Linked DNA regions of Homo sapiens: region 1 is linked to region 2. The links are chromatin contacts, found by Hi-C in ENCODE. All regions are on one chromosome and are shown on one strand. The core of a region is the stretch at or near the end of the contact, and the rest is flanking DNA. Distances in the headings are between cores, read along the strand shown.

The links. A loop is a pair of places that touch in the nucleus more often than their neighbours do. Pooled maps may share reads with other maps.
Region 1: a loop to region 2 is called in a map of PC-9, with 10 times the contacts of the local background. The contact joins two enhancer-like sites. A Hi-C loop is called at or near these places in 3 of 168 maps with a recorded cell type or tissue (IMR-90, MCF 10A and PC-9) and 5 of 50 pooled maps.

What each region holds. Positions count from the first base shown.
Region 1 is chr21:41,476,985-41,481,973 of GRCh38, forward strand. It overlaps TMPRSS2 (transmembrane serine protease 2), which reads right to left. Exons shown (of 14, transcript NM_005656.4): 6 at 3,492-3,618; 7 at 2,188-2,298. Among named protein-coding and RNA genes, the nearest start is that of TMPRSS2, 29 kb to the right of the region's middle. RefSeq lists enhancers at 2,743-3,243, 3,244-3,744. Within about 2 kb of position 1,318, at least 7 of the 41 ENCODE cell types and tissues checked have a DNase peak (open chromatin) inside an H3K27ac peak, as active enhancers do; they include PC-9, where a contact is called at or near this core.
Region 2 is chr21:41,814,366-41,819,448 of GRCh38, forward strand. It overlaps PRDM15 (PR/SET domain 15), which reads right to left. Exons shown (of 24, transcript NM_001040424.3): 19 at 1,340-1,471. Among named protein-coding and RNA genes, the nearest start is that of RIPK4, 50 kb to the left of the region's middle. RefSeq lists an enhancer at 2,491-2,540. Within about 2 kb of position 2,351, at least 7 of the 41 ENCODE cell types and tissues checked have a DNase peak (open chromatin) inside an H3K27ac peak, as active enhancers do; they include PC-9, where a contact is called at or near this core.

The sequences.
Region 1 (4,989 bases), core at 68-2,567, 340 kb before region 2:
CCTCTGGGCTCCTATAACTGCTTTAAATTTGTAGTGTTGAAAGCAATATAACCAATAGTTTCCCTAGGATTAGAAGAAACGTAAGAGTTACTCATTTGGGAGTCAAACATCCCAGGTTATGGATGAAGAGGAAGTAACTGATGCATTTTGTCCTGCAGTGAATTTCCCAGGCTATGCTGAGAAGGGAAGACGCGGCCCCTGGCATGCAGAGCTGGCCCGCCCTGATAGCTGGGCCGTGTGCTCTGCGGAACCTGAATTATTTCACTGAGCGTCAATATCGGACTAGGCCCCTCCATGCCTGAGATGGGGCAAGACACAAGGAGCCTCCTCCGAAATGATGTCTGAACAGACAGAACAGGAACCTTGTGCTCACAACCACAAAATCACGATCTGATGTCTCCTCCTGTCCTGGCTAACTTGAGCGACGGACGTTTCTTTACCAATCACAGCTTTAGCCTAGCCTCATTCCAACCTCCTCCTAGAAAAAAAATAATAAAGCAGCCTCACAGAATTACCCCTGCTTCCTGACAGCATCCAATCCAGAGCAAATCTCTGCTTCCTCCAACCACCCCCAAACCACCTTGCAGGAGCCCAGGCCCTACAATAATAGGTCCTTCCTGACACCTTCTTACTAAGGCACACCCCCCGGGTTCTCAGTGACTACAGGTGCATTCCAGGTGGACTCTGGCTCTGGGGCACTGACACGGCCAAGTGAAGACATGTCCCCTTTAAGAGAAGACATTTCCTAAGAATCCTAAGGTCGGTAGGGATAGCCCTGTGTGGTCACAGCGCCAGGGCACATGTGGTTATTCACAGAAGCCCGACAGAAAACAAGCCAAGAACTCAGGCATCAAAGGGCAACTGCTGCACAGAAAGAGGAAAAGAAGTGCGCCTCCCCCCACCACCACCACCGAGATAGAATAGAGCCTACCAGACAATGGCCTTCTCTTCTTTCTTCCAAGCCCTCCAGCCTCCTTGTGAGTTCCCAAGGCTCTTGCCAAGGGACGGCAGCACCTCCTCCCCTCCCCCCGTCCCTGCCCGGCTGGACTTGGCTCCCTGATTCCGTGTGTAACCCAGAAAGACAAAGAACCACTCAGCATTTACAAAGTGCCCAGGCAGCTGTGTTTAGCTTCTCCACAGGGACAAACCGCAGCCCTGCTGTTTTGATGGGTGCACCTGGCCGTGCACAGCCCTCCCCACTGGGCTTGCCCTGCCACATTCCCCAGGACAGCAGGCTGCAGTGGAAGTCAGGCCCCCAGACCCCTCCACCAGCGGCCTCCAGGAATGCAAACCTGCCCCAGGCTCCCACTCAGAGGAAAGGTGGCGCGGGGTGATTAGTTCATCCTCCCCCGAAATGCAGCACCTGGCACCTGGCAGGCAGGGAGGTGATGCCTAGACACCAGGCATAAGCCCTGGGGACCTGGGAGGCAAGGAGAGCTCATGGGCAAAGGACACTGTGTATCTTTCACATCAGAAAACACATAACAGCAACAATCATAGCAAGTCTGCAAACATCCTAAATATGTGCAAAGCAAAAGGAAGAGCCTAAGTCCATCCCCTCTTCTGCCCTCCCAGCCAGGTCAGCCACTCATCATGTGACCTGTGGCTTGTACCCACTTCTACCCCCTGGAAACACCACAACTCATTCCCAGGCCGCCAGAATGCTGCCCATCCCTCACAGAGCACCCTCTGGCACTGCTGTCCCGGGGTTGGGGCTAACGGGACCAGCCAGCCCAGCTGCCTGGAATGGAGCAGGACTTCCCTTGCTCAAGCCAGTGAAGTCCCTGGCAAACTGGAATGAGCCGGTCACCCTGGCTGGGACACTGAGACATTATCTTGGATTCCTAGAACCACGCCCTGACAAAATAGGTACACCTCTAAATGTCTGAAGAGGAAAGAAAACTAAATAGAGTTGAATGTCGATGTTGCAAGTGTGAGCCGCTACCAACAAGGGCAGACGGTAGAGGCTGAAAATGAAATAGCAGAGAAACCTCAGCCACTTCCTATGAATAAACCAAGGGCTGCTTAGAGTAACCAGGCCTGGTCAGACTCTAATCTCCTCCCAATGCAAAACCCATCCAGACCGAGTATTGCAGCTCAGAGAAATCAGACTCAGGACAACGATTCCCCATGGTGTCTCCTAGTTGATTTCATTCCAAAATTTTTCAAGAAGAAATTGCTGCATACCTGTGGTACAGTTTTTTATAGATATCGACATTGCCGGCACTTGTGTTCAGTTTCATAAAGCTGGTGGATCCGCTGTCATCCACTATTCCTTGGCTAGAGTAAAAATTATTCCTAAAAAAGAAAACCTTATTTGTGATAATGGTTAAGGCATAAGCAAACACAAATCCTATACTATGTCATAATACCGCTCATACGACATTCAGAATAAGAGGGAAAAACCTTAGCATTTAGGAAAAAAAATCACACGTTCTAACCAAGTGCTAGAATATTGTAACGATTTTTCGATTCAATAACCCTAAAGTGTCAGACAAAATTCCTTCATTGGTCGTGTTTCTTATCCAGGTTAGGATCAAGAAACTATGAGAAGGACATAGGATTGTATAATCATACACACATTTAATCTAATAAAAGGTACAGATGTTAACATGGCCCCAGTTATCAATTCCACCAGGTTCCTGGACTGTGATGGGGGGGCTTTGCTGTGTAATTCACCCCTGCTGTTTAGGGATGTCACAGTGACTAGCTAAGATGCCAACTTTCTCACCGAGTGGTAATTCATTCTGAAAACTGGCATATTGAATACCCTAAAGTTGCATAGAAATCACCTGGGGACCCTCCCATGGAAAACAAAGTGGCAGTAGCATCCTACCACCCTCTCCCCCGATGCCTGAGGGCTGCCGCATCTCCCCAGGCAGTGCTGGTAAATGGTAACCACCGCCCCACCCCCGTTAGGAATCACTGTCAGGCGACACACACCCTGTTAAGCCTTCCCACCTTCCCTCAGAGCTACGAGCAGGAATGACATTTTTTAAGTATCAGTCTGATTGATTGATTCTCTCCCCAGCTCAAAAGGCTTCCATGGCTCCCGAATGAAGTGAAACTGGCACAGGATTTGTCTCTGCTGCTCTCCCCAGCCCAACCCTCCTCGCCAGCTGTTCTGGTCCAACCTCTACCCAGGGAGGTGAATGGACCCTGGCTGAGAGGCACCTTGGAAAAAGAGGCACCTAACGCCCTCAGCCTACCCCTCTGACCAGATGACCACAGCACTGGGCACTCCCGAGCAACCAGGAGTCTATAGAGGCCAAGGAGGAGGCAGGGCAAGGTGGCAGTGAGCCAAGGTCTGTGTGCTGGGCACAGCCCTAGCAGGACAAATTCCACCTGCTGGTTATAGGGCTCAGCTTTTGGAAGGTGACAATTGTCCCCAGCACTCATGTGCCGGTGCTTTCACAGGGAGGCAGAGAGAGGGTCTTCTCGTGTTTCTGCTGTCTGTTACTGTCACTCGGCGGGTGCTGCCCCATACTCACTTATAGCCCATGTCCCTGCAGGCCGCCCGCCCGTAGTTCTCGTTCCAGTCGTCTTGGCACACAGGGTGCCAGGACTTCCTCTGAGATGAGTACACCTGAAGGATGAAGTTTGGTCCGTAGAGGCGAACTGCACGAGAGGGAGGATTATCCATGAGTTTCTTTCTTTTTTTTTCTTTTTTTTGAGACGGAGTCTCGCTCTGTCACCTAGGCTGAAGTGCAGTGGTCTGATCTCCACTCACTGCAGCCTCCGCCTCCCAGGTTCAAGTGATTCTCCTGCCTCAGCCTCCCGAGTAGCTGGGATTACAGGCGTCCACCACCCCGTCCAGTTAATTTTTCTGTTTTATTAGAGATGGGGTTTCACCATGTTGGCCAGGCTGGTCTTGAACTCCTGACCTCAGGTGATCCCCCTGCCTCGGTCTCCCAAAGTGTTGGAATTACAGGCGTGAGCCATTGCACCTGGCCTTGTCCCAACTTGTATCGTCCTAGCTGCTACCCAAGCCCCGCGCTCTCCACGGCTCCGGAGGTGGCAGCACAGTTCACTCTTCTCAAGGCACTGACCGCACACAAAGGGAGGCCACAAATCTATTCTTTTTCTGCTAAAAAGTGCTCTCTACACAAGAGAATTGAAAACAGGCATTGGGTCCAAAACTTGTACAAATGTTCACTGCAACCCTCTTAAAACAGCTGAAAGGCGAAAACACTCCAAACGCCCACCAACGGCTGGGTGAGCAGAATAGGATATGTCCAAGATACACAATGGAATACGATTCAGCCAGAAGAGGGAATGAAATTCAGACACAGGCTGCAACCTGGATGAGTGCTGAAGACCTTATGCTCAGTGAAAGGAGCCGGACATACTGCATGAGCCGACTCACATGGAATGCCACTTATATTGTGTGAGCCCACGTATTGCATGATCCCGCTCACATGGAATGCCTAGAGTAGGAAATCTATAGACACTAAGTAGATTAGTGGTTGCTTATGAGTAGGAGGGACGGGCTGGGAGGAGGGATATGGGGTGATAGTTCAAGGGCTTGGGGTTTCTTTATGAGCTGATGAAAATATGCTAAAATTGACTGTGGTGATAGTTGCACATATTCGTGAATATATAAAAGCCAGTGAATTATATATTTAAATTTTATGGTACATACATTACATATCAATAAGCTGTTTTATATAAAAAATTATATCTCAATAAGCTATTTCATATATATGTTTTATATATAAAAGCACTGAATTATATACTTGAATTTTATGGTACATAAATTAGATCTCAATAAGCTGTTTTTAAAAATATATAAGATAAGCCAGGCATGGTAGCTCACGCCTGTAATACCAGCACTTTGGGAGGCCAAGGCGGGCAGATCACCTGAGGTCAGGCGTTTGAGATCAGCCTGGCCAACATGGAGAAACCGATCTCTACTAAAATGCAAAAATTAGCCAAGTGTGGTGGCACGCATCTGTAATCCCACCTACTTGGGAGGCTGAGGCAGGGGAA
Region 2 (5,083 bases), core at 1,101-3,600:
TTAGTGATTGCGCAGGGTGCTCTAGTGTTTTGAGAATGCCTTGTGTTAGTGATTGCACAGGGTGCTCTAGTGTTTTATGAGAACGACTTGTGTTAGTGATTGCGCAGGGTGCTCTAGTGTGTTATGAGAATGCCTCGTGTTAGTGATTGCGCAGGGTGCTCTAGTGTTTTATGAGAACGACTTGTGTTAGTGATTGCGCAGCGTGCTCTAGTGTTTTATGAGAATGCCTCGTGTTACTGATTGCGCAGGGTGCTCTAGTGTTTTATGAGAATGCCTTGTGTTAGTGATTGCGCAGGGTGCTCTAGTGTTTTATGAGAATGCCTTGTGTTAGTGATTGCGCAGGGTGCTCTAGTGTTTTATGAGAACGACTTGTGTTAGTGATTGCGCAGGGTGCTCTAGTGTTTTATGAGAATGCCTCATGTTAGTGATTGCGCAGCGTGCTCTAGTGTTTTATGAGAATGGCTGTGTGTTAGTGATTGCGCACGGTGCTCTAGTGTTTTATGAGAATGCCTTGTGTTAGTGATTGCGCAGGGTGCTCTAGTGTTTTATAAGATCTTGGCCTTGTGTTAGTGATTGCGCAGGGTGCTCTAGTGTTTTATGAGAACGACTTGTGTTAGTGATTGCGCAGGGTGCTCTAGTGTTTTATGAGAATGCCTCGTGTTAGTGATTGCGCAGGGTGCTCTAGTGTTTTCTAAGATCTTGGCCTTGTGTTAGAGATGGCGCAGGCTGCTGTAGTGTTTTATAAGAATGTCTTGTGTTAGAGATGGCGCAGGCTGCTCTAGTGTTTTCTAAGATCTTGGCCTTGTGTTAGAGATGGCACAGGCTGCTCTTTGACCTGTCGCGTCACCGACTCCTTTCTATGCACATCAGCGTAGTACACACATCACCCGAGCGGACACCTTGCTCTTTTCTGGATTCACCATGGCTTAGCCAGTGCCCTACCGAGGCCACGTCTGACCTTCCAGCGCCTTCCCTAACTCAAAAGATGACAAGCAACCTTGCATGCACATCCCTGGCCCTTGTCTGGTCGCTATTTCTTGTGCACATTCCTGAGGGGGAAACAGCTGAACGGGAGGAACATTTAAAGACTGACCAGTCTCCCAATGCCGGAAGTGAGCTGTGCAGCATGCTCTCCGGTGACGAGGCCCCTGTGGGAGGGGGACCTTTTGAGATATGCAGCTGCTCACCCCGGCCCCAGGAAGCTCTCTTGGGGAACCCGGCACTCAGTGGGAATCACAAAGAGGAATCGTCTCAAGGCGGCTCTCTCTTCTCCCACGGCCCACCTGGCTTCCCTACACAGTGAGCGCCGTGGCTGGCGCGGCCCGGGCCTCGGACTCACCCGTGTGCCGCTTGCAGTGCTTGAGCATGTTGACCTTCTGCGCGAACCTGCGGTGGCACTCCTTGCACTCGTACTCCTTGATGCCCTTGTGCAGCTTCATGTGGTGGCGCAGCGCGTGCTTGGTCTTCATGCCTTCAAGGACACAGCGAGTCAGAGGCGGCCACACCCCCACGCAGCCCACCTGGGGGCCCATGCCCGAGACCCTGGGGCAGGCACAGGCAGCGGCCCGTGCGGTACTGGTGAGGGTGTGGGCCGGCCCCCGAGGATCCCGGTCAGTCCACCAGCGGTGAGACCTGGGAAGTGACTGTGCCCAGAGGCCGGGAGGGACTGACTGCAACATCAGGTTCACTCACTCCTGCCAGGGCCTGGCCGAGCCCTGACCACGCGAGCAACGCCGGGGCGGTGGGTAAACTTCCCTGCGTGCCCATGGCAACCCGGCGGGAGAATTCGGTGAGAGATAGATTAATACAAGCATGACTAAAGGTTCCCTTCAACCTTGACAATATGAGTGGTGATTGGGATTCGGACGCGAGATGGTTTCAATCTACCTGTAATTTAAGAAGCCAATCTTAAGAAGCTGAAATACTCCAAAGCCTCACTCACACAGCCAGTGGAGAGAGGGTGGCCCTGGCATAGGGGCTGAGTCAGAGGTTGTGGTGCGCTGGCAGGGACAGCACTGTACAAGGCCCTCCGCAGGGGGCACAGGCATGTGCGGCTTGGTACACCTGACCGTGAGGCTGACACGCACCAGGGAACAGGGCGACCCAGCCCAAAGGCAGCCTCCCCAGCCCCGAAGAGGCGCCTTCACTGTGCCTGCCCAGGGCGGTGGGCAGCCTGCACTCCCAGGCCACCGTGTTCCCTCCACATTTGGGGAAGAACTACTGAGCCTGAACACAGCTCTGTAGTAAGCTGGTCAACGGTTCCCCTGTGATTCCACCCTCACCAGATGCAGGGGTGACCATCCACCAGCTCCTGCCAGAATTCTAAAGGCCGGGCCAGAAGACCTCCCTGGCTACGAGAAAACTGCGCGGCTGGGCCAGCAGGGGGAGCAAAGGCCCCACGATGAAGCCCGCTGCCTGCACACACAGCTGCACAACTCCTGGCCTCGGGTGGGGACGGCACCTGCAGGCCTATTACCAATGACCGAAGAGTGATTCCACCTGAAAAAGTTACTGTCAATCCTTTTGATTAAAAAAAAAAAAAAGAGTGCCGGTCACTGCTGACACGCCCAGACCCCAGCACTTCCCTCTTCCTGCTTCTAAAATGAACATATTCCAAATTTCAAAACTAATACACAGTCACAGAAAACCCAGAAAATACAGAAGAGATGGCATCTCCACATTCTGACCTCCCCACCACAGCCAGCATTGGTGACAGTAATGTTTTTTCTTCCATTTAACAAAGAAAATCTGCCAACAGTTTCAAAATAAACACAACTGCCAGACAGAGGAAATTTTAAAGCTTGCTCTACTGGGATTGTGAGTCAATCCATTTACAAATTACCGTGGGGAAAACTGATGTTTTTTAAATACTTATAATTTCTAATCCCGAACAGGGGATGCCTTTTTTATAGCTTTCAATACCTGGTGTCATATTCTTACTGGCCACAGTAAGTTCTTGTAGATCATTCCTGAGTAGTTCAAGGCCCATGATGTGATTCTGAACAAGACGTTTTCCTCCACACACACAGAAAACCTACTGGCTGGGCCCCTGCCTCCACCTGCTGGTGACAGGCTCTCACGACTACTAACAGCCTCCCACTTGGTCCCTGACACTGACTAATTCCCTGGTCAGGGCTAGAATTTCTGGAAAAAAATGTAAAGTAATAATATGCAACAGTGTTTCTTGCAACACTGTAATAATAAATGACTATAACAAAACAACCAGAAACTTTATAAAATAAAGGGTCTGGTTATATGAATCGTACGAAGGGCTTGAAAGATAAAACCAGGCAATATTTACATGTTCCGATATAAAAAGATCTCCAAGACGTATTTTCAAGTAAAAAAAAAATAGCAAAGTATCAAAAAAACAAATGAGCACAAGCATGCGCTGGTATGTACTAGCAACTGTTGCGTGATAGCACGATGACAATACTGGAATTTGGTATTCTGTAAAATAAATCTGGCAACTGATGTATTAATGCCAGCATTTTATTTCAGCTATTCAGAATTCATTTTAAAAAACGATGCAACTAAATAATTAATACATTTCAAACACTAAAATGTCTACAACATTATAAAATGTGGCTTTACCCCACACCCCTTGCCTCCCAGGGCATCTGGTGGCATTTGGGGACCTGCAGGGGACCCAGGTGTGGCTCCTCTCTGCCTGCCTAAGAGGCCCGGCCCTGAATAAGCCCCCACCCCTGCCCCTCCTGTCTCTACGCGCTACTCAGGACCCCTCCAGCCAGGCTCACCACACTGTCTTAAACATTTTACTTCTTGGGGGCATTGGGGAGGAAAGGGGAGGAGCAGGTGGTGAAAGGGGCTGGGAGCTTAAGGCAGACGCGGATAAAGAGCAAGCCAGCCTGTCCCGCTAAGGCAGGCAGACACTGCTACCGACATTCTGTTCAGAGAAACCACCTGTCCCGCTAAGGCAGGCAGACATTGCTACTGACATTCCGTTCAGAGAAACCACCGCAGTGGCTCTGCGAGGACCGGCTGGGGTTTGAGGGGAGAGTAACTATGCCACCTTCCAGACCTGTTTGTATTGTTTAAAAAATATGTCTTGGCGAGGTGCATGCGCTGCTTTTTTAATAACCACCCATGTGCCGTCCTTGCGCAAAGTTACCCTGGAGGAGGGGCAAGAGCCTGTGCTGGCCTCTGAGGTGAGGAACAGAGGGCCAGGAAGTGGGGAAAGGAAAGACCCCCTTTCTGGCCTTTTCTGCAGGCAGTTCTTTTAGGCTTTGACACGCAGCGTTATTCTACGGGTGCTCATAGGGGTCACCCGGCGAGTGCAGTTCATGCAGCTCCTGTGTTTCCAACACACTGTCACCGGGACAGCATGAGCAGGGTCGCTTGAAACAGCCCAAGACAAACCTGCTGCTCCAAAACTTTTAGGAAGTTGTTTTAAAAAAAAAATAAAAACAGGAATGGGTTAAAATTATGATGTGTACTGGAATTATCTTTGTATTTTGCTTACTAAGTTGAGACATCTTATTACTAGGTTTGTTATTAATGAATGTTCTGTCGTTACAATGAAGATTCCTCGGCCGTGGTGAGTTTCTCTCTCACCACGCAGCCGATTCTAGTCTGCGTAGTGAATACGCTGAGGGTTTTGCATCTACTGTCAGACCCCGTGGTGGCTTTGGGAATCATTCTATACTTTAAACAATTAGATCCTGCATTATTTTCCTACTTTTAAAACGATTTGTTTGTGCCTTTAAATTTATCACATCTTTCTGCTTTCTGGACTACTTGATTTTTCTTGCAGATTCCTGATTTAAATGCTGCCTCGAGTCCTTCTTTCCTTAAGTAAGCGACTGAAGCCTATGGGCTTCCAGGGCCACACTCTGGCAATGCCTCTCGCACTATGGTAGATACCTTGGTCACATCCCCTTCCAGAGCCCTGCAGCTGGGCGGCCTGGCTGAGCCTGGCCCGTGGCCCCCAGCACCCACACCCACCTTTCCCACACTCCCAGTTCTCGCTCACATCCCCTCCCAGCGCCCTGCAGCAGCTGAGCGGCCTGGCTGAGCCTGGCCCGTGGCCCTGGCGCCTGTACCCACCTTTCCCACACTCGGC